Linked DNA regions of Homo sapiens: region 2 is linked to region 1. A link is an interaction called in ENCODE POLR2A ChIA-PET data of the cell type or tissue named here. Cell type or tissue: PC-9. All regions are shown on one strand. Links, peaks and the distances in the headings refer to the core of each region. The heading gives the core; the rest is flanking DNA. Region 1 has its middle 38 kb from the start of MIR4418. Region 2 overlaps CDC42 (cell division cycle 42).

Region 1 (11,728 bases), core at 2,462-10,461:
CATGGTAGAACCCACCCACAGTCTCGGCGTTCCAGGTGTCCCAGCTTGGAGGCGTGCTAAGGCCTCTGTGTCGCATTGGCCAAGGGAACCAATCCCTCACAAGCAGTCTCCCAGTATAGTCAGAAGATCCTGGATTCAAAGCCCAGCTTAGCCAGTGACTCCACCTCTCGGGGCCTCATCTTCTCCATTTGCAAAATGGCAATGATGTAGGATCTATCTTAATGGCTTGTGGCGGGGATTGAATGAGATCGTCCAAAGGAGCCTCGTAGCACAGGGTCAGACGCAGAGTAAGCGGTCGATAGTATAGCAGCCAGCCAGAGTGATGGTGGCAGTGGTGTGTGTGGGTGCATGAATGAGCACACACGTGTGTGTGTGTGTGTGTGATAGATTGATGTTTCAAAGCAGGTGAACCTGGGCTTGAGCCTTCTTATGTGACCTTGAGCAAATATGGTATCTCTTCCTGAGCCTCAGTTTCTTCTCCTGGAAGATGGAGTTAAATCCCAGGTTATTGTGAGGATTAAAGGTGATCACACAGATCAAGAGCCTGGCACAGTGCCTGCCACTGACTGAGGCCCTAAAACATGACAGCAGTGGTGAGTGGGCCAGAATAATTCTATCTTCAGCGATGCCTTCCTTCCACAGCCTGGCAGATGTGCTTGGAGTCGAACTGGTTGAATTCACGTGATACCATCGCACAGTCAGTCCCTGGGAGTTGGGTGAAGAGGGTGGGTGACTCAGGAGGAACAAACAGGACAGGACGTGAAGCCATGCACAGAAGCCTCCTTGCCAAAGCACTGGCAGGGTGGGGGAAGAGGAATCCATTCTGGTGCCCCGGAAGCCTCTGAGGATGGGGCAGAGGAGACAAGCTGGGGTTGGGGGGCTGTGAGGCCTGTCATCTGTGACACAGTCCATATGCCAGGCACCCAGGCAGGGGCTCAGTATATTTTCCCCATTGGTTTCAGTTGGAAACCCTGGAGGGTCGATCTTATCCGCTGGGGAAATCAAGGCACGGAGTAGATAAGCGACCTGGCTTAGATTACACAGCCAGGAAAAGTCCAGGAACGGGTTCCCTTGTCGTGGATGTCTCCTTGGCCAGGCAGGAACGGCCAGCATTTCTAGGGGAACCAGGAACGTGCTGAAGAATGTGTTCCTTGCAAGTTTAAAAACACAAAACGAGTTACATTATTTCTTGGCTTAAAACGTGTCTGCAACCTCCCCTGCCCTCAGGCTAGAGCCCAAGCACCTGGCCTGTCAGCTGTGGGGTCTGGGCCCTGCCACCTTTCCAGCCTCGGGTGGCACTACAGTGACTCTTGCTGTCTCTTCTCTAATGCCAGGTTCCTGGTCCCCTTCCTGGGCTTCAGCCCTCAGAGACCAGCTCCAGGGATCCTCCCCTCCCCACCTCTCTACCTTGGCAAGACCAGGTGCCCAGGTCTCAGCTCTCAATGCACTGGTCCTCGGCCCTTGCAGCAATTCTCACCATATTTGCCTTCTCTGTTGATAGGTCGGCTCTGCAAGGTAGGAGGTGTGTTCTTGCCTTTGCTATGTGTTGGTGGCATCTACACAGTGCCTGGCAAAAAGCAGGTGCTTGAGAGGAAGGACCGAGTGGTGGACAGCCAGGCTGGCATCTGGGCACAAGCAGGGTCCACGGGGAGTTTGGGTCCCACGTGGTTGAGGTCTCAGCTCCACAGCAGGTGCATTGACTGGAAGCAGGATAGTGGGTGGGGCCATTAAGGGAGGCAGGAAAGACAGGGGAGTTTCTGCAAGAAGATTTGCCTGACTTATTTTGAATCTTCTAAAAGCCTTTGTCTTGAGTTCACACTAAAGATTATAAAATAAGTGCCGTCAGGGAATGGAATTCAGGGACAAATGACTTCTCTGGGGAATTCTAGCCCCCAAAGTGCCCTAAGTGGGCACTCTTGTTATCTCAATTTTTCAGAGGAGGAACTTGGGGCTCAGAGAGGGTCTTGGCCAAGCTGAGACCAGAACCTGAGCATGCCTTTCCCATGGAGCCATCGTCCCCTCAGGGTTGGTTGAACTGGAGGAGGAAATGTCAGCCTCACTCCCCAGGACCAGGGACCTTGAACTTGATGCAAAAAAGATTTGTTTGTTGTGATGGTTTTAAGATATGTTTATACATTCTTTAATAGTCTCTTCAGGAGGTGGTTTAATCCTCCTCCCCTTGAGTATGGGCCTAGTGACTCACTTCCAATGAATAGAATATGGCAGATGTGTGTGACTTCCAAGACTAGGTCACAGAAGGCATTGTGGCTTCCTCCTTCTTCTCTTTTGCTTCACTTACTCTGGGGGAAGCCAGCTGCCATGTCATGAGGATACTCAAGCAGTCCTATGGAGAGGCCCACCTGGCAAGGAACTGAGGCCTCCTGCCGATAGCCATGGCAGGGAGCTGTATTGGAAGCAGATCTCTCCCCTCTCCCCGGCCCCAGTCAAGCCTTCAGATGACTGCAGTCCTGCTTGACAGCTAGACTGCAATCTCAGGAGAGACCTGGGTCAAAACCACTCCGTAAGTTGCTTCTGAATTCCTGACCCTGGAAATGATGAAATAATAAACATTTCTTGTTGTTTGTGGGATAATTTGTTATGCGGCAGCAAATAATGAATGCATTCATTTTTGTGGAAATGGCTCAAATCCCATCAACAGTAGATTATGATATAGTCCCAGGATAGAATAGTATACAGCAATGAGAAGGAACAAACCATCACTACAGACAACAGTGTGGATGAAGCTCACAAACATCTTGACCAAAAGAAGCTGCACCAGACAACACATACTGTGTGACTCCGTTCATATAAAATACAAAGACTGGCCAAGCCAATCTATAATAATAGAAATCAGGATAGTGGTTTTCCTTGGGCAGGCCCGGATGGAGTGGCCAGGAGGGGCCGGAAGGGGGTTTCTGAGTGCTTCTTACATGAATGCATTCAGTTTGTGAGAACTCATTGAGTGTAGATTTATGACTTGAACACATGTTTGTATATTAGACCTTACAGAAAAATCTTCCAGTTTGGAATAGGGTGTATGCCGGGTGAAAACTGGGCTGCTCAGGAGTCACATCTGGCTGTAGGATGAACACTGCTTTCGAGGTTATAGGCCTGGAAACCTTTGAGGGAAAGACTAGCATTCAGGTCATGAGATAGAAAGAAAAAGGGTTGGGGTGGCCGTATTGGGACCTCCTAGTCCCCAGGGCCTTGGCTTGAAGTCTTACCTCCTTAGCTCTCTGAGCTGATGGACAGGAAGGGACAAAGGCTCAGCCCCCAACTGGGGTTGGGGTCAGCTGAGGGGGCTTTCCGGGGCAGCAGCGAGGGCAGGGGGAGCCCTGCCTGGCTTTGTGATTCAGGGATTTGCTGTAATCCCAGTCCTTCCCTGCAGCCTGTCTAATCCCCACCCGTGGGGCTGAGCCTTTTCAAGATCTGACTTTGGCCTGAAAGGCTCCCAGAGGGGCCCACATTCCTGCCCACGGCATCCCCGCTCCTAGGAGGAAACTCATCAGGGTCTCTCCCCACCCCGGCATGGGGCTTCTCATCCTTGGGAAAAAGAGACAGTGCTCATAAATCCAGGGAAAGTTAAGATGGCCGTGAGAGAATCTGGAGTGTTTGACCTGCTTCCTTGGAGGAGACGGTGGTCTTTGATGCCTGGGTCCTGGGCCTTGTGCCATCAAGGAAATGGGTGAAGGAGATGCTGGCAAGAATGAAGACCTGTTGGGGGCAGCGGTTAACCACCTCCAAGGCCTGATGTGAGCTTCCTCTTTAACCTCATTGTTCACTTGACAAGCTCCAGCCACCTGTCTTTCGGATCCTAAGGCTCCCCAAGCTGCTTCCTGCCTCAGGACCTTCGTACAGACTTCCCCTTGGCTTGGAGATTCTCTCCCCTGATCCTTGCATGCTGCTCTTGCTTGTAACTGAGATCTCTACTTTGGGAGGCCAAGGTGGGCGGATCGCCTGAGGTCAGGAGTTTGAGACGAGCCTGGCCAACGTCGTGAAACCCTGTCTTCACTAAACAACAACAACAACAACAACAAAAAACAAAAAAACCCAAAAACCAAAAAGAAAAAAACCAACAACAAAACCTAGCTGGGTGTGGTGGTGTGTGCCTGTAATCCCAGCTACTTGGGAGGCTGAGGCAGGAGAATTGCTTGAGCCCAGGAGGCAGAGGTTGCAGTGAGTTGAGATTGCGCCACTGCAGTCCAGCCTGGGTGACAGAGCAAGACTCCGTCTCAATAATAAAAAACAACAACAACAACAAAATAACTGAGATCTCAGCTGCAATGTTACTTCCCCCAAGGCCCCATGGTCCCACTCTGTCATGTCACCCCGTGTCTCAGTTTTATTTCTTGCCTTTCCTTGTCTCCTCCGACTGGAAAGTGAGACCTTGAAGAGCAGGGGCCCCGTCCGCTGGGCTCCTGGCCATAACCCCCTCTAAGAATAATACCCAGTGATTCATGGTTCTCAGTGCATGTGCAGAGTAAGTGAATGAATGAATGGGAAAGGACAGAGTTACTTGAAGAAGAAGGAGAAAAACTTGAAAAGGGATGATCCTGCTCAACTTGTGAATCACAGATATGCTTCCCCTTGACACCAAAAGCTGCCCTGTGAAACCTGTATTATTATCCCATTTTTACAGATGAAAAACTAAGGGGGAAAAGGTTCAATAACCCACCAAGCCCACACAGGCGGTAGACTTGCAGGAAAATAATATTAGGGGCCTTGATTTTCACTCTCATTCTTACACTGAAATTCCCAGCACCCGAAATTTTACTTTTAGATATGCATTCCTTTTGCTTGGACATTGCCCTCTCAAGAACTTTCTTTCTTTCTTTCTTTCTTTTTCTCTTTCTTTTCCTTCCTTTCTTCCTTTCTTTCTTTCTTTCTTTCTTTCTTTCTTTCTTTCTTTCTTTCTTTCTTTCTTTCTTTCTCTTTCTTTCTCTCTCTCTCTCTCTCTTTCTTTCTTTCTTTTTCTTTCTTTCTTTTTATACAGAGTCTCGCTCTGTCGCCCAGGCTGGAGTGCAGTGGCACAATATCCACTCACCGCAACCTCTGCCTCTGGGGTTCAAGCAATTCTGCCTCAGCCTCCCAAGTAGCTGGGATTACAGACACCCGCCACCACACTTGGCCAATGTTTGTATTTGTAGTAGAGGTGGGGTTTCACCATGTTGGCCAGGCTGGTCTTGAACTCCTGACCTCAGGTGATCTGCCCACCTCGGCCTCCCAAAGTGTTGGGATTACAGATGTGTGCCACCACGCCTGGCCAAGAACTTCTTTCTTTCTTCTTACCTTTCCTCTTAGTTAGTAGTGAGAGAATTTTACATGAATGATTATTGTAGATGCATAACATGGTAGTTACAGAAGGAGTGTTGGAGGCTGTGTTCTAACTTGTCCATTTTATAAGTGGAGATACTGAGGCCCAGAAAGCAGAAATAATGTCCTCAAAGTCACCACATAGTAGGTGCTCACTAAGTGCTTATTAATTGAATCAACATAAACACGCACATTACAGAGGAGGCACGACCTGTTTGGAAGTCTCAGTAGCACGGCTTTGACTCCCAGCGCATTCAGCACTTCAGTGTCCGAAAGCACATTCGTGTACGTGATTGCAGGTAAGCACTTTATGATTCCCATTTTACACATGGGGCAAGTGAAGCCCAGAGAGGTAAAGCATCTTGTCCAAGGTCACACAGCAAGTTAAGAGGTAGTGTTGGGATTTGAACTTAGCTCTTGCATAACCTCTGCGGCTTTTTCTGGAACTCTGGCAGAGAGTTCAGCCAGTTATCTCTTGCCCCTTTCCAGGGGTCCCTGGGCTGGTCCATGGGGACATGGACCCAGGGGCCAGGGCTGGCCCTGGGCTTGCTCAGCCAGGATGTGTGTGAGTGTGAGTGTGAGTGCGTGCACATGTGTGAAGTCAGTGGCCTCACCCCTGCTGTTCCTGAGCAAGTTTCTGGCAGCTGCAGCTTATGATTGGTGTGGGGCACAGGCTGCCCAGGAGTGGCTGGGATCCATGTCTGCCCTGCTGCTACCTGCCTCCCCTCCTGGTCGTGGGCAGGCAGGCGAATCTTGTGCTGGGACTTGCCGGAGCCTCCGCATCAGGCGAGGCTGCAGGTACATTCCTCCTCCCTGGAGTCCCGGTGCTGCAGCTGGGGGGCCAGGCACTGACTAATTCTATACAAATTGGCTGATATTCTGAAGAATGCCATTCTGTAAGAAAGCAAATATTTAAATACTCAAGGCTGGGTCCTCTCCACCCCCGCACCCAAGTCCTGTCACCTGCCAAACGCTGGCAGAGCCTCTTGGAGGCATTTTGGGGCTGCACACCTGGCGGCCCCATGGGAGCTTTGTGACCCCCCCCTAGACTGAGCAGGGGTGGCTGGCAGATGGGACACCTGAAGCGGGACCCAGAGGGGGCTGTGCTGAAGCCCACACCAGGCAGCTTTTATCCCAGAGGGGAAGGTGGGGGCTTGATGGGGAATTAGAAACTCTGGTCTGGGCACTTTCCTGTGTATGCTCTTTGGGCCTCAGTTTCTCCATATGTAATATGGCATGTATGAATGGCCAAATAAGTGGTTTTCTAATCTGGTTGGACCCCATCCCAGACAAAATCTGAGAAGGCAGGGCCCAGGACCCTGCATTTTTACCAAGCCCCACGGGGAGCATGATGCAGTTGGTCCAGCCCCCCTGCCTATTCATGCCACACTGGCCAGAGAGGATCGCTGTGAATGGGCTTCAGAAAGGCCTCCCACAGCTTTAGCTGGGGGGAGGGCACAGCCGCCTGTAGAAGGAACAGCATGGCAAGGCCAGGGAAACTGTGAGGCCCTCTGGGAAAGTGGTGGGAGCATAGGTTGTGGGGTGGGGACAAAGGTGGTGTAGCTCAAGGCCTGGGACAGCAATGGCTAAGCAAAAGGAATGCATGTCTAAGAGTAAAATTTCAGGTGCTGGGAATTTCCGTGCATGACTAAGAGTGAAATTCAAGGCCAGCAAGGATTCTTTTCCTGCATGAGGCTTTCCTTATCTCAGCTTCATTCTCAGGCCACCTAATGACTCTCTTCTTTGACCTCCCAGGGCACTGACTCTCTCCCTCTCTTTCTAACTGAACTGTCAGTTACACAAGCTCACATTTTGCATGACTTTATGCATTTCCTTCTTGACAATGATGACAATAGCACTGCCTTCCCTTTGTTACACACTGTGTGTCAGGCCGTGTACTGACCACTTCTCTTGCATTCTCTCTCCTTCTCTTCACAAGAGCCCCATGAAGTGGTTTCTGGTGCTCTCCCCACTTGACAGAAAAGTAAACTGAGGCATAGAGTGAAGTGTCGCTTGACCAGGGGCACCCAGCGAAGATATGAAGAGCTAGGATTTGGCTTTGGGTCTTCCAACCCAGTGGCCTGGACTCGCACCCACCCTCTCCACTGTCGTTGGTGAGTTCCTCCAGGGCAGGGACTGGGGCTGATCTTCTCTGTGCCCTCAGTGCCAGTGTGAGGCGGGGCACATGGTGGACCCTGCCTGGTGCCAACCACATGGATGTGCTGTGAACATTAAATAATTGTCCCCATTTTACAGGTGAGGAAACTGAGGCACAGGAAATGGAATGACTCGTCCAAGGTCCTAGAACAGGCAAAAGGCAGAGGTAGTTGTCTTAAGCTGGGTCCCCCAAAAGCCAACCCCAAGTCAAGGATTTGAGTGCAAACAGTTTACCTGGGAGCTGATTTCCTAATGTCCAGATTGATGAGTCAGGAAATGAGACAGGAAGGGAAAGAGGCCAACAAGAGGAGGGTGTGTCGGTCAGCAGGTGAGCACTCTGGCCAGCTGGGCACAGACCCCTGGGGAAGTCTGGGAGAAGGGACAGAACAAGCCTCAGCATTGCCCCTCCAAAGGGGAGGAAATTGGGTTATTTTTCCTCCACTCTCATCTGTGTTTGGCTGAAGGCTGTTTCAGGCACTTCTGGGCCAGTATGTTCTGCGGCTGTAGAGGCAGAGTCACTGTTTGTTATTTGCAGTGAGAAATGGGATAGTGGGTATAGATGGGCAGTGACAGCTGCTGCCACAGAAATGTTCAAAACGTGGATTTTCAGAACTAAAATCTGTCCATCTATCATTCACACATCCATCCATTCATCCATTCACCCATCCACCCACCTACCCATCCACCCACCCGTCTGTCCACCCACCCATCCATCTACCCATCCACCTACTCACCCCCCCACCCATCCATAGTTTACTTATCTATCCATCTGTGCATCCACCCATCATCCATCCACCCACTCATCTGCCCACCCATCTGTTCATCCGTCCATCCATCCATCCATCCATCCATCCATTCACCCATCCACCCACCTACCCATCCACCCACCTGTCTGTCCACCCACCCATCCATCTACCCATCCACCTACTCACCCACCCACCCATCCATAGTTTATCTATCCATCTGTCCATCCACCCATCATCCATCCACCCACTCATCTGCCCACCCATCTGTTCATCCATCCATCCATCCATCCATCCATCCATCCATCCATCCATTCACCCATCCACCCACCTACCCATCCACCAACCCGTCTGTCCACCCACCCATCCATCTACCCATCCACCCACTCACACACCCACCCATCCATCGTTCACTTATCTATCCATCTGTGCATCCACCCATCATCCACCCACTCATCTGCCCACCCATCTGTTCATCCATTCATCCACCCATCCACCCATCCATCCATCCATCCATTCATCCATCCATCATCCATTCATCCATCCATCTGCCCACTCATATATCCATCCACCCATTCATTCACCCACCCATCCATGTATCCATCCATCCAACCATTCATCCATCCATCTATCCATCCATCCATCATCCACCCATCATCTCCCAGATCCTGGGTCTCAGGCACAGTTCGAGGCCCTGGAGGTCCAGAGATGATTCCCCAGACTTAATTCCAGTCGCCCCCATTCCCTGAAGGGGCTGCATATCTCTGGCGGTTGCTGTGAGGTGACCAGACAACATGGGAATGGGTGGGCTGGCTCTTGTGGCTAGTAGCCCCTGATTCCCAACCCTGGGATGTCTGGGTTCATGGTCCCCCAGCTCCTCAGAGGCTTCCAGAGATAGCTGGTACTGCTGTCATTCCAGGAAGCCCCTCAGAGGAAACACAGTCCCCATTCATGGGCTGGCTGCTTGGAACCGCAGACCCTGTGCTGTCACAGGGATTCACGCAGGCTTTACCTGCCCTCCTGTCCCAGTGCCAGGGCCGGTCTGAGGACATCCAGTGAGTCTTTGCTGAGCAGCTTTGGAAGTTGGGGCAGTGCCATGGATGCTACCAGAACCAAGTTCCCTACTATTCTTCTTGGCACCCAGAAAGACCACCTGCTTGGACAAAGGTTGTCCTGGGCTCACATCCTGTGGAGGAAGGGGACACAGAAAGCCATTATTGAGCACCTAGTGGGTGCCACATACTCAGCATGATGGGTGTCCCTGGACCCTCATGTCAAGTCAACACTAGAGGGAGGCATTCTCACCTCCACTGTACACTCAAGAAAACTGAGGCTCAGAGAGGGAAAGTGCCTTGCTGGAGGCCACACAGCCTGTGAATATCAATGCGGGAATGGTCCCAGGTCCCCTTGACTTGAGTCTCAGCGTCTTTTTCTGACCATGCACCTGGAACCGCTGTTCTAGCCCTGGAGCACTTCCTTCCTCCTTCACCACCATCTTCATCATCACTCAGACTCAGAGAGACTAAATGGCTCTTTCCTTCCCCAGGGACCAGGTTCTAGAGCCCATGACACATGTACACATGGTGGAGGATGCAGGGGCCATGTGGTCACAAACTGTTCTCAGCCAAAGGTCACAAACAGTTCTCTAGTACTCGGAATACAGGTTTGGGGTAGGACAGACAGGTCAGATAGGAGTCACGGTCTTGGCTTTGTTCCTTCCTTACTATGTGACCCTGGGTGAGTTACATCACCTTTCTGGGCTGCTCGATTTTCTCATCAGTAGATGGGGAGAAATATACACCTGTCCTACAAGGAGGATGGAAGGGGGAAATGGGATAAAATGTGCAAAGTGCCTTGTGTTTGTGTCCTGCATTTGTGAGGTCCCCCAAGGCCCCAGGGGTGTGAGGACTCCTGGGGCTCCAGCCTTTGGAAGGGCATGCGGAGAGAAGAGATTGGCCTGGCAGGGCCTCCCCAGGCTGGGCTCAAGTGTGTGCATTTGAGCACGCAGGGCTGGGGCCTGATGACCAGGGGGCAGCCCTGTCACTCCCTGCCCATTCTCACTCCCTGCAGCCCTCTCCTCCCCCTCCATGGGCTGTCTTTACTCAGCCAGCTTCCCCCTGTCCCCCAAGGGCTGGGGGGACGGGTACTCTTGGGTCATCTCTGTATTTTGTAAGGATGATTTAGAAGCAGCCATTTGGTGGTAGGGAGTCCTCAGGCCTGAGTCCCACCAGGGAGGAAGCGCCTTCACCCACCTCTGGCTCCTGTTCCGAAGGCAGCCCCTCGAGCTCCCACCCCGTCTGAGTTCTTCCCATCACCCAGTAGCAAAGTGGGGAAACTGAGCTTGAGACGGGGTGCCTGAGCTCCATAGCCCCTCAGGGCCAAGGCTGGGTGTGGGGGCAAAACGGGCTGTGTCTGCATTGGCCAATGGAGGCCTGGATCCTGGGTGGAGGTGGGGGACCAAGCTGGTCTCAAATCTGGGGGATCACTGGGGTGGCGGCACATCTGGGAGGCATCTCTGTTCATTCAGCAGCCACTGAGCTCTGTGGTCTGCCGCTCCCTGTGCTCCTGGCTGAAGACTCAGAGACGGGGCACACCCTTGAGGAGCCTGCTGTCTTGAGGGGCCCGGAGCTCAGCTCAGGGCCAGGCTCCCAGCTACTCACTGCTGTACTGTGACCCTGGGAACACCCTGAACCTCTGTGCCTGGGTTTTCTTTCCTATCCAGGGCAGCTCTGGGCTAGCCCCTTCCTAGGGGCCTTGAGAAGCTGAAGGCTGGGACCATGGGAAGCGCACAGCACGGTGCTAGCCTAGGGAAGCTCCCGGTAGAGGCTGGCTGCTCTTATTATCATGATTCCAATTGTCACTTGCTATGGGCCAGACACCTTGGATACTGCCCGCGGGGTATGATACACCATGACTCTGAGAGGTGGAGTTACAGGAGGGGAAACTGAGGCTCAGGCTGGAGGTGCCATGCCAAGGGGTCACACATCCAGGAAATGATTGGGCAGGGTGTGAACCCAGTTCTGGCTGCCACACCCCAATGGCTTCCCTGTGCCAGCACCCTGCCTCAGCAGAGCCCTGGGAGGGCGGCTCTGCCCTCGCTGGGCAGCCGTGGCCCCAGTAGGTACCCCCTCCCTTTGGTTCCCAGCCCCCATGATGGATGAGTCTGGGGTTGCTTTCTTTGCGGGCAGCTGCCAAGGCCAAGGGCCCTACCAGGGTCTTCTCTGGCTTATGTCCCCCCTCCCCCACCAGTTTCCCCAGGGGGCCACGCTGCGACTGCCCGGGCCTGCCTGCCCCCTTCTCCCTCATAGCTTACATTCCTCCAGAAGCTTCTCCCCTAGGCGGGCAGGCGGTCAGCACCTCCCCATGCACAGCCCTCCCCGCCCGCTCTGCTCCCCAGCTCTTTGGCAGTGGGTCCCAGAACTTCCTGGCTTCTTCAGCCCCATCCAGCTTCTGCCCGGCTCTCCCGCTCCATCCCAGGGCCTCCCCCAGCTTCTTGTACCCAGACTACCCAGACA
Region 2 (11,728 bases), core at 1,761-9,760, 160 kb before region 1:
AACCTGGGATGCAGAGGCTGCAGTGAGCGGGGATGCACCACTGTTCTCCAGCCTGGGTGACAGCTGAGACTCCGTCTCAAAAAATTAAAAAAAAAAAAGATTATTGCAATTCATTACTCCATGTGGAAGGAGGAGAGGTGTCTGAGAACAGATCAAATGAGGAACAGATGATTAAACCAGAGGGAGATGGAGGTGGAATAAAAGAATATTATGTTAATTAGTGTTAAGGGGTATGAGAAAAGAGGATAAATTTAGTAGAAGAAAGCATAAACAAGATTTCAGCTATGGTTCATTTGCTTTGCTGGAAGACAGTTTAGGAGTATTTGTAATATTTTTAGTTTGTTTTTAATCTATATAAAAGCAGATGAAGAGGAGTGGGAAGTGAAAGAATAATGTTACTTGAATAACACTTATCTCTGGTTTCAGGGATTTTCATTACAACTTTACTAGTATTTGTTTCATTAGCTGAATACTATTGGAGAAGAACTCAGTTTTAGATAAATTCTGAAATGGAATTAATACATTCATATCACTTGCTTGCCTAAAAAACATTTTTATTATAGGGTTTAAGATTAACAAGATTTTAAAATAAGTGATTAGATTTTAGAATGTGTAAAGTTTGGTTTATAACTTGAAAGGATAGTTCTATGGATATCAGTGTTTTTTTATTTTGCTATTTTATTCGTGCTGTTTATTTGCTCTGTTCATCATAGGGGCAAAGGAAATGTTAGATCATCCTAATAGTTGATAAGCTAGTAAAGATGAGGGTAGGGGATAATTTTAGAGTAAGGCCTGTGTGGCTTAGTGTGTTTCAGAATATCTGAAAGACATTTCCATGGGCTTGGGTGTCAGATAAATTAGAAACCCAGCCGGGCAGAGTGGCTCACGCCTGTAATCCCAGCACTTTGGGAGGCCATGGCGGGCGGATCACCTGAGGTCAGGAGTTCGAGACCAGCCTGGCCAACATGGTGAAACCCCGTCTCTACTAAAAATACAAAAAATTAGCCAGGTGTGGTGGCATGTGCCTGTAATCCCAGCTACTCAGGAGGCTGAGGCAGGAGAATCGCTTGAACCCGGGAGGTGGAGGTTTCAGTGAGCCGAGATTGCACCACTGCACTTCAGTCTGAGTAACAAGAGCAAAACTCTGTCTCAGGAAAAAAAAAAAAAAAGAAACCCTTTATTATATCTTCATCCTGGAAATCATAATGTATATAAGTTTATTTTAAAGGGTTAGGGAAGTTAGACGGTCAATCAGTTTAACTTCATGTTTCTTTCTTTTTTTTTTTTTTTTTTTTTTTTTTTTTGAGATGGAGTCTTGCTCTATCAGCCAGGCTGTAGTGCAGTGGCATGATCTTGGCTCACTGCCACCTCTGCCTCCCGGGTTCAAGCAATTCTCCTGCCTCACCCTCCTGAGTAGCTGGGATTACAGGTGCCCGCCACCATGCCCGGCTAATTTTTGTATTTTTAGTGGAGATGTTGGCCATCTCCACTTTAGTGGAGACCGTGTTGGCCAGGCTGGTCTCGAACTCCTGACCTCAAGTGATCCGCCCCCTTCAGCCTCCCAAAGTGCTGGGATTACAGGCGTGAGCCACTGCGCCCGGCCTAACTTGATGTTTCTTAAACTTGTTTGATGACGTTTCATCCTCCCCATCACCCCTATGGAACACCCTTTTTTATTTTATTTATTTCTTTTTTTTGGAGAACGGATTCTTACTCTGTCACCCAGGCTGGAGTGCAGTGGCGTGATCTTGGCTCACTGCAACCTCTGCCTCCTGGGTTCAAGCAATTCTGCCTCAGCCTCCCGAGTAGCTGGGACTACAGGCATGTGCCACCATACCCAGCTAATTTTTGTATTTTTAGTAGACACGGGGTTTCACCACGTTGGCCAGGCTGGTCTCAAACTCCTGGCCTTAAATGATGTGCCTGCCTTGGCCTCCCAAAGTGTTGGGATTACAGGCGTGAGCCTCCATGCCTGGCTGTTTGACCCATTTAAAAAATGGCTTGTGGTTTATAAGACAAATTGTTTGAGAATCTGAATGTAGGTACTTCTACCTCATCAGCTAGAACAAAGAAAGTCTAAATAATCATAGTTTGTTTTGTAGTTGGCATCTCACCTCATAACTTTTAAAAGAAAGGTTCTGAATTTGTCACGTTTGCTGCCTAGGTAATGTAGTGACTTATTTTATGCTGCAAATGTCTGCTTGTTTAGGATTTCTGATATAGGCTGGCATGATTTCATTCTTGTAGACTTACGACCAAATTACTCTGTGCTGATTCTGAAAAGATTTGTCTTTTTGGTGCATGTATAAGAACATAAGTTGCCTGATCTTAAGAGTTTTTTTCTGATTGGGTATGGTGGCTCATGCCTGTAATCCCAGCAGTTTGGGAGACCTAGGTGGGAGGATTGCTTGAGGCCAGCAGTTTGAGACGAGCCTGGTAGCCTGGTCAACATAGTGAGACCGTGGCTCTATTTAAAAAAAAAAAAAAAAAAAAAAAAAAAAAAAAAAAGATTTTTTCCGAACTTATCCATTTGTCTATGGTACAAACCTATCCTCTAATTTTTCAAACCAAAAAACGTCTTTATAACTTTGTCCTTAAACACTCCACCTCCAACCTGATGACCTATTCTCTATTTCTATGCTACTACCGCAGGGCAGATCCTCCATTTCAATCTTAGATTATTACCCTAGTTTCTTAGCTGACTTCCTTGACTATCTGGTTGTCTTTGGCAGCCCACCTTGGAATACAGGCACAATATTGATACTCCTAAAACACTGTTCATGGATATGGAAGAAGTGACTGTTCTGCTTAGCTTTTAGAGTCTATATGACTTGGACTCATAGTTTTTTTTTGTTTGTTTCTTTTTTCCACTTTGCATGCTTGCTTGTGCCTTTTCTCCTGATACTCCTATCTAACTAGAGATTTATTTTCACATTATTTTAGATTACTCTCCCATGTTTACTCTGAAAATCTGTGGCACTCATATTTCATAGTGTAAAATTGTAGCAATCTGAGACTACTACAGTTGTTAGCCTCTTCTCCTTATAACCAGTAAAGTATACTAGATGATGTATGATGAACTTTCTAGCATAGAATTTGGTACAGAGTAGGCATTTAGTAAATTATTGAAATGTGTTAAAGGCCTTTGAAGGCAAGATTTCTGTTACCCAGTGTAATGCTGTAGTAGGCATTTAGATATCTTACTTAGATAACTTTTGTAATAAGTTAATAGGATTTCGTTCTTCCAAGAACCTACTCTATTTTAACAGATGTTTTAGGTCCTAACTTGTGTCCTAATTAGATAGAGAGGGTCTGTTAGGTGCTTGGGATCTTGTTCTTCAACTGCACACATACCAGCACAACTACTGTTAAATTTCTTTTGCGCTTTTTTCCCCTTTAGGACAAAAAAAGGATTTAACAGTTATGTGCTTTTAATAACATTGTATTACTTTGTTGGTAACCTTCACAACTTTTTTTTTTGAGACAGAGTCTTGCTCTTGTCATCCAGGCTGGAATGCAGTGATGCCATCATGGCTCACTGGAACCTTCGCCTCCCGGGTTCAAGTGATTCTTGTGCCTCAGCCTCCCGAGTAGCTGGGATTACAGGTGCGAGCCACCACACCGGCTACTTTTTGTATTTTTAGTAGAGATGGGGTTTTGCCATGTTGACCAGGCTGGTCTGGAACTCCTGACCTCTTATGATCTTCCTGCCTTGGCCTCCCAAAGTGCTGGGATTACAGGCGTGAGCCACTGCGCCAGGCCTTCACAGTCATCTTTAGTATGTATAACATTTCATCCTGTGGTGTATTATTACTTGTTTTTTTTTTGTTACATTAACTGTTTTGATGATACAGCATCTCATTGTTTCTTGATAAAGTATTTCCTTCTTTTTGGATAAATTACCTGAAGTGGAAATGTATGTGTAGGGCATTAAAAAAACAAAAAAACAAAAAACCTTGTGTTTTCCTAATATTTTGAGGGAAAATCTTACTGTAATCTTTCTTCCCTTCTAATCAAATACTCTTGTGAATGCTCTTTTTTTAAAATTTTTTGAGATAGAGTCTCGCTCTGTCACTCAAGCTGGAGTATAATGACATGATCTTGGCTCACCCACAGCCTCTGCCTCCTGGGTTCAAGGAGTTCTCCTGTCTCAGCCTCCTGTGTAGCTGGGAGTACAGGTGTGCATCATCGTGCCTGCTAATTTTTGTATTTTTAGTCGAGACGGGTTTTGCCATGTTGGCCAGGTTGGTGTGGAACTCCTGACCTCAGAAGATCTGCCTGCCTCGGCCTCCCAAAGTGCTGGGATCACAGGTGTGAGCCACTGCGCCTGGCCTTGTGAGTGCTCTTATTTTGTTTTCAGGGGTGTATAATTGACTTTCACTTTGATGGAGTTTAGAACACAGCCTGCTATAGAAGATTGCCTAGAGAAGATTCTTTTTTTTTTTTGAGAGTCTCACTCTGTTGCCCAGCCTGGAGTGCAGTGGCGCAATCTCACTGCAACCTCTGCCTCCGGGGTTCAAGCAATTCTCTGGCTTCAGCCTCCTGAGTAGCTGGGATTAAAGGCACTTGCCACCACGCTTGGCTAATTTTCATATTTTTAGTAGAGACAGGGTTTCACCATGTTGGTCAGGCTGGTCTCGAACTTGACCTCAGGTGATCCACCCACCTCGGCATTCTGGGATTACAGGCGTGCATTCTGGGATTACAGGCGTGAGCCACCGCTAAATTGCCTGCATATTTGGATTATTTCACGTTGATAGTAAGAGTTCATAGTTGAGTGTTAAGTGCTCTTTGCAGAGTGACTGACAACCTGTGATGGTGATACTATTGTCTCTGTTTTACAAAGGAAACGAGGCTTAAAAGAGTTTTAAGTAGCTTGCCCAAAATCACACAAGAATGGGAATCTGAGCTTTAGGGCTGCTTGATTGAAAGCATATGCCCTTTACTGCAACTCTGTCGTCTTCCTTGGGCATGTTAGAGACTTGAGAAATACTTGCTGTGTGATTAGGTTATTTCGTCTCTTAAAATAGGGCGAGGTGGTTTACAGCCCTTTCTGTAATATTTTGAATCTCTTGGCTACAAATGTGACACTTATTAAATTAAATTGCTCTTTGAGATTGGAATGAAGGGATTTCTGAAAGGATTGATAAAATTAGCAAATAACCCTCCCTAGGAGAAGCAAGGATTTTTCTGAGTTCCCTCTTATTCATGATATTTAGATGCTTTTACTTAACAACTGTTCTGACCTTTTTAGGGCTGTTTCTGCAGATTTTAATTTTGCGTAAGAATAAGGTGCCATATTAGGTATTTACTCTCTGCTAGGTGGTGTGTGTACCAGTTGCTTTATATACATTACCTCATTTCTCTGTAGTGGTCTTGTGAATTAGATGTCAATTTGTAGACGAGAAAGTTAAGGCATAGAAGTGAAGTAACTTGCCAGGATCGTACACATTGAGGTGGAGCTAAGATTGGAACCCATATTTGCTTGTCTTTAAAAATCTCGTCTTTTTTTGGGGGGCGGGGGAGGGGTCAGAGTCTCTGTCAACCAGGCTGGAGTGCAGTGGCATGATCTCAGCTCACTGCAACCTCCTCCCGGGTTCAAGCGATTCTCAAGCCTCAGCCTCCCGAGTAGCTGGGATTACAGGTGTGCGCCACCATGCCTGGCTAATTTTTTGTAGTTTTAGCAGAGACGGGATTTCACCATGTTGGCTAGGCTTGTCTTGAGCTGCTGACCTCAAATAATTGACCCACCTTGGCCTCCCAAAGTGTTGGGATTACAGGCCTCTGTGCCTGGGCGTTTTTTTCATATTACTACTTTAGTCAACAAAGTTGTAAAAGACATTTAAGAATTTTATTTTTTCTTGCCCTTAATATACTGTTCAGTATTGTATTGGCTGCATTGGGACGGGGAATAAAGAAGTATAAGCCTAGTTGTTCTCTCAGAGAGCTTAAAATCTATTAGAGGGGCTGGGTGAGGTGAGGTGGTGCATGCTTGTAGTCTCAGCTACTTGGGAGGCTGAGGCAGGAGAATCGCTTGAGCGTGGGAGGCAGACGTTGCAGTAAGCTGAAATTGCGCCACTGTGCTGCAGCTTAGGTGACAGAGTGATACCCTGTCTCCAAAAAAAAAAATCTATTAGAATAAAGTAAGCATATGTGACTAAAAATAACATGGTTAATTACTCCTGTGATTCATTTATTCGGTGAGTGTGTCCTGTGTGACTGGTATTGAGCTATTTTGTGGGCATACAGCAGTTATTACCTTTATGGAGATTTCCTTATTTTTAAAAGTCTGTTTCTACTGCCATATGACAGATAAACAAGATAATTATAGATTATGACCTTACAATAAAGGAAATAAGGTAATATGAAAGGAGTGTAAGGAGGGAGGGTACTATTGCCCTGGATAATGTGGTCAGGGGAGGACTTTTGGAGGAGATGATGATTCGAGCTGAGATCTGGAGAGTGAGAAGCCAAAAGCTTTAAGAGCAGGGGCAGGAGTGTTGTTGGTAAAGACTTCAAGGCATGGCCGGGTGCAGTGGCTCACACCTGTAATTCCAGAACTTTGGGAGGCCGAGGTGGGCGGATCACCTGAGGTTGGGAGTTTGAGACCAGCTTGACCAACATGGAGAAACCCCGTCTCTACTAAAAATACAAAATTAGCCGGGTGTGGTGGCACATGCCTGTAATTCCAGCTACTCAGGAAGTTGAGGCTGGAAAATCGCTTGAACCTGGGAGGCGGAGGTTGTGGTGAGCAGAGATTGGGCCAAAAAAGACCTGAAGGCAGGACAGAGCCTGGCACGTCTGGGGAGGTAAGAGACCTGTGTAGCTAGAGCATGGAGAGTACAGGGGAACGGAGCATGAGAAGGTTTGAGAAGGCAAGAAGAAGGGCCTTGCCATGGGTTCTGTTTAGTCCGTTTAGGCTTCTTTAACAATACCATAGACTGGGTAGCTTGTAAACGACAGAAACTTATCACAGTTCTGCATCCTGGGAAGGACAATATTGGGGTGCTGGCGTATTTGATGTTTGGTGAGGGCCTGCTTTGTGGTTCATAGATGCTGGTTTTTTCTTTTCTTCTTTTTCTTTTTTTGACGGTCTCACTCTGTTTCCCAGGCTGGAGTGCAGTGGTGATCTTAGCTCACTCCCACCTCCGCCTCCCAAGTTCGCTTTGGTGCTCTCAGCTCACTGCAACCTCTACCTCCCAAGCAAGCGATCCTCCTGAGTAGCTGGGGTTACAGGCATGCGCCACCGGCTAATTTTTGTATTTTTAGTGGAGACAGGGTTTCACCAAGTTGGCCAGGCTGGTCTCGAACGCCTGACCTCAGATGATCCGCCTGCCTCGGCCTCTCAATGTGCTGGGTTTACAGGCCTGAGCCACTGCGCCCATACCAGTTTGTTCCTTTTTGCTGTGTCTTCTTGCATGGTGCAAGGGGTAGGGGAGCTCTCTGGGGTGTCTTATAAGGCCACTAATCCCATTTGGGGATGAGGGGACTCTGCCCTCTGGACCTAATCACCTCCCAGCAGTCTCACCTTCTAACAACGTCACACTGGTGATCAGGTGTCAGCTTATGAATTTTGGGACACAAACATAGCAGGTGGTCAGGCGGTTGGGGCAGTTTCAATACCTAGACTAGTTAGGAAAGGTCTCAGAGAAGGAGAGGTTTTGTAGTGGAAGGGTAGCTTGAAAATAGGGTGAGTTGTAAGGCCAGACACCCAAGATTTGGCTGAGATGGGAGGATCCCTTGAGCCCAGGAAGGTTGACGCTGCAGTGAGCTGTGATTGAGCCACTCCACTCTGGCCTAGGTGACAGGGTGAGACCCTGTCTCAAAAACAAAAAAAATCTTTAGGAAACCTGTATATTTGAAGATCAAGGGCTAAAAATCCACTCAGTACCATTTAGCAGAGGATGTATGACATCCATTACACATCTGTTTCAAAAACAGCATGTTTCCAAAATTATACATCTCTTTACAAATAAACGTTATAGTATTAATAACTATAGAGGCACCATCAGAACTAGTTACAAAACATGCTGCTAACTTTCACAAGGCATCTCTGAGCCATCTCTTAAGTTCTGTATTTTGATCCCGGGGCTTTAAGAACATTTTCTTTGCTTTAATTAGTTGTAGGTCTCCATTTTCATTGTCTTCATAATTGGCTTGATCTCCCTTTTTGGCAGACTTTTTTCCTGTTGTCCCCACCAAGGTCTCATATTCTAGCCATTTCTTCTAGCCATTTCTTCTTCATCTGACACGTAAAATTCCACTGTTTCATCTTCAATTTCTGCTTTGTTCTTAGTATTCACCTGAAGCACTAATTTCTCAACCTCAGGAGTAAATCTGATGAATGAAATTCCTTCCATAGAAATGATCTTCACATAACAAGAGATGCTGCTCTTCTGTTATGAAATTCTTTACTTATTAAGCTCTGGCAAATCTGAGTACCAGTGCTCTTAACTAATTTTATTTTCTTCCTCTTCTAGTCATTTCTTAGTTTCTGAGTCCAGTCTTCTTTGCATGAACTTCATGTACAGCAGGTTCTTGGAGAACTTGGTCTTGTGCTCAGGTGCCATGCTGGCTTCAGCTTGTGCTGTGTTCTGGCCACCTGCTGTTTCTTAGTTAAGAGACTAGAATGAGAAAGTTACATGTAAGGATGTCAGTTGGTAGTATTATTGAAGGAAGAATATGTAGGGGGTGATGCTTGTTTATTGTCTGTGTACCCCACTGGAATTGTTGCTCCAAGAGGGCGTGAACTTTGTTATGTGAATTGTGGGGTGTGCCTACGTATAGGACAAAGCTTGGCACGTGGTAGGTACTTAGTAAAGGCTTGTTGAATGAATGAGTAGATGAATGAGTAGATCTACAAGTCTTGAGTATTTTGAGGAAAACATCTTATTGTAATCTCCATTTTATTCCTTTTTTTTTTTTTTTTTTTTTTTTGAGACAGAATCTCACTCTGTCCCCAGGCTGGAGTGCAGTGGCACAATCACGGCTCATTGCAACCTCTGCCTCCTGGGTTCAAGCAATTCTCCTGCCTCACCCTCCCAAATAGCTGGGACTACAGGTGAGCGCCATCACACCTGGCAAATTTTTGTATTTTTGGTAGAGACTGGGTTTCACCATGTTGGCCAGATTGGTCTCGAACTCCTGACCTCAAGTGATCTGCCCGCCTCAGCTTCCCAAAGTGCTGGGATTATAGGCGTGAGCCACCACGCTTGGCCGAAACAGGGTCTTGTTCTCTTACCCAGGCTGGAGTGCAGTGGTGTGACTACAGCTCACTGTAGCCTTGACCTTCCTGGCTCAGGTGGTTTCTCCCCTCAGCCTCCCCAGTAGTTGGGACTACAGGCACATGCCACCACTTTTTTTTTTTTTTTTTTTTTTTTTTAATTTTTTGTAGAGATGGGATTTTGTCATGTTGCCCAAGCTGGTCTTGATTTGCTGGGCTCAAGTGATCCTCCTGCCTTGGCCTCCCAAAGTGTTGGGATTACAGGCGTGAGCCGCCACACCCAGCCTTGGTAGAGGTTTTTTTGTTTGTTTGTTTTTGTTGTTGTTGTTTTGAGATAGCATCTCCCTGTGTTGCCCAGGCTGGAGTGCAGTGGCATAATCTTGGCTTACTTGCAACCTCCGTCTCCTGGGCTCGGATGATCTTCAGCCTCCCAAGTAGCTGGGACCACAGGCGCATGCCACCATGCCCAGCTAATTTTTGTATTTTTGGTAGAGACGCAGTTTTGCCACGTTGCCTAGGTTGTTCTCAAACTCCTGGCCTCAAGCAATCCACCTTCCTTGGCTTCTCAAAGTGCTGGGATTGTAGGCTTGAGCCACTGTGCCCAGCCTCTGGGTAGGATTTTCTAAGCAATGTTGTATTCTTAATTGAACATGTAAAAAGTAAAGTAGAGATTCCTCTTCAAAGACTTCCCCCACATCTAATCAGAAATAAATAGTAACTTCTCTTAAAAGCAAAATTTATTCAAAGACCTTTGCTAACATTCTTAAATATCTGCTAGCTGTAATAAATAAATCAGTGTACTTTATGTTCTTAGCTCCCACAATTTAGCCTAAATATTTGCCCTGGCATGCTTATACTGGTCCAAGCAAGCATTAGGTCATAGCCTGTTTAAAGGTATTTTTACCTTTCTCAGCATTCCACAAGTTACTTCCTCCTTCCTTTGTTGTCCTCTGCCTTTGCCTCTTTTTTTTTTTTTTTTTTTTTTTTTTTTTTTTTTTTTTGAGACAGAGTCTCGCTCTGTTGCTCAGGCTGGAGTGCAGTGGCATGATCTTGGCTCACTACAAGCTCCGCCTCCTAGGTTCATGCCATTCTCCTGCCTCAGCCTCCCAGGTAGCTGGGACTACAGGCGTCCACCACCACGCCCAGCTGATTTTTTTGTATTTTTAACAGAGGCAGGGTTTCACTGTGTTAGCCAGGCTGGTCTTGATCTCTTGACCTCGTGATCCGCCTGCCTCGGCCTTCCAAAATGCTGGGATTACAGGCGTGAGCCACCACGCCTGGCCTTCTTTGCCTCTTTTTAAAAGTTGTAAGTTGCTAGCCTATCAGGACAAATACAAAACGTGAGGTCCCGTTCCAGCCAATAAAAACCGGACACAGCAGTAGGATAGACACGTCAGGTTATAAATGACCCTGTCTCCTTTGCTCGGTGTACTTTTGTGGCAAAACTGCTGGCAAGTGTATCCTTTCTGCAGAAGGTATAAATGGCCTTGCTGAGAAAATTAAATTTATGTTCAAGTGCTATTTCTTTACGGCACTGAGGAACAAGCATTTCTTTTTTTTTCTTTCTTTTTTTTTTTTTTTGAGATGGAGTCTCGCTCTGTTGCCCAGGCTGGAGTGCAGTGGCGCGGTCTCGGCTCACTGCAAGCTCTGCCTCACGGGTTCACGCCATTCTCCTGCCTCAGCCTCCCGAGTAGCTGGGACTACAGGCGCCTGCCACCACGCCCGGCTAATTTTTTTGTATTTTTAGTAGCGTCGGGGTTTCACCATGTTAGCCAGGATGGTCTCGATCTCCTGACCTCGTGATCCATCCGCCTCGGCCTCCCAAAGTGCTGGGATTACAGGTGTGAGCCACCGCACCCGGTCGGAACAAGCATTTCTAACAAACATATAAGGCCAGCTGTATGCTTTTTGTTACATGTCTTCTGTGATATAGAAGCAAACAAGAAGTTCTGCAAACAAGACAGTTTGTTAGCACACTTGCATACGTGTGTGAATGCATGGAATACATTGCTGTGGTTTGAGTACTTTTGGTTGCCTAAAAATCACATGCATGGGTAGGTGTTTAAAAAATTGTACGTTAGATATGCTACTATAACTTACAGCAGAAGGTTATATAAGCTGCATTTTCCAAAGTGGCTGGATTTGACAGGAGAGACAAGTAGTTTTGATTTTATTCTGTTTAATCCTACAACCAGACTAGTCCTTCTGTTGAACTGATAAGGAAGATTGTGAAATTGGGTCATTCTCTTGATTCCTGTAGTGCCTCTTCTTTCTTGTATCCTAAGTATGAAAATGGGTTACTTCAGGGGCAAACGTATTTCACATGAAGGCAACTTTACTTTTAGTGTGTTTTGGATTAGAGTGAATGTGGTGTCAGAAAAAGAAAATTCAGTTCTGATACTAACAGTTTAATTCTGATACTCCCACCCCACAGCTTAAGGGCTCAGTCTTGGAAGACTGCCCTCACTTTAGGCAGCAGCTACAAATGCAGTGCCTAGGCTACCT

The links. ChIA-PET counts read pairs that join two places held together with the same protein. Peaks named below come from ENCODE experiments on the same cell type or tissue, not always from the same donor. Only the 100,000 strongest peaks of a DNase experiment are listed, where the experiment ranks them.
Region 2: POLR2A ChIA-PET joins it to region 1 with 13 read pairs; 2 of 35 experiments call an interaction of 5 or more read pairs at or near these places.

The regions. Positions count from the first base shown.
Region 1 is chr1:22,222,654-22,234,381 of GRCh38, forward strand. No RefSeq gene overlaps it. Among named protein-coding and RNA genes, the nearest start is that of MIR4418, 38 kb to the right of the region's middle. RefSeq lists enhancers at 6,259-6,892, 9,732-10,280, 10,281-10,827. In PC-9, for the core only: no CTCF peak of the experiment used is centred there; DNase peaks (open chromatin) are centred at 6,198, 7,018 and 9,868; H3K27ac peaks cover 2,567 bases.
Region 2 is chr1:22,060,258-22,071,985 of GRCh38, forward strand. All of the region lies in intron 1 of CDC42 (cell division cycle 42), which reads left to right. It also overlaps the pseudogene MPHOSPH6P1. Among named protein-coding and RNA genes, the nearest start is that of CDC42, 13 kb to the left of the region's middle. RefSeq lists enhancers at 1,070-1,570, 1,571-2,071. In PC-9, for the core only: no CTCF peak of the experiment used is centred there; no DNase peak of the experiment used is centred there; H3K27ac peaks cover 76 bases.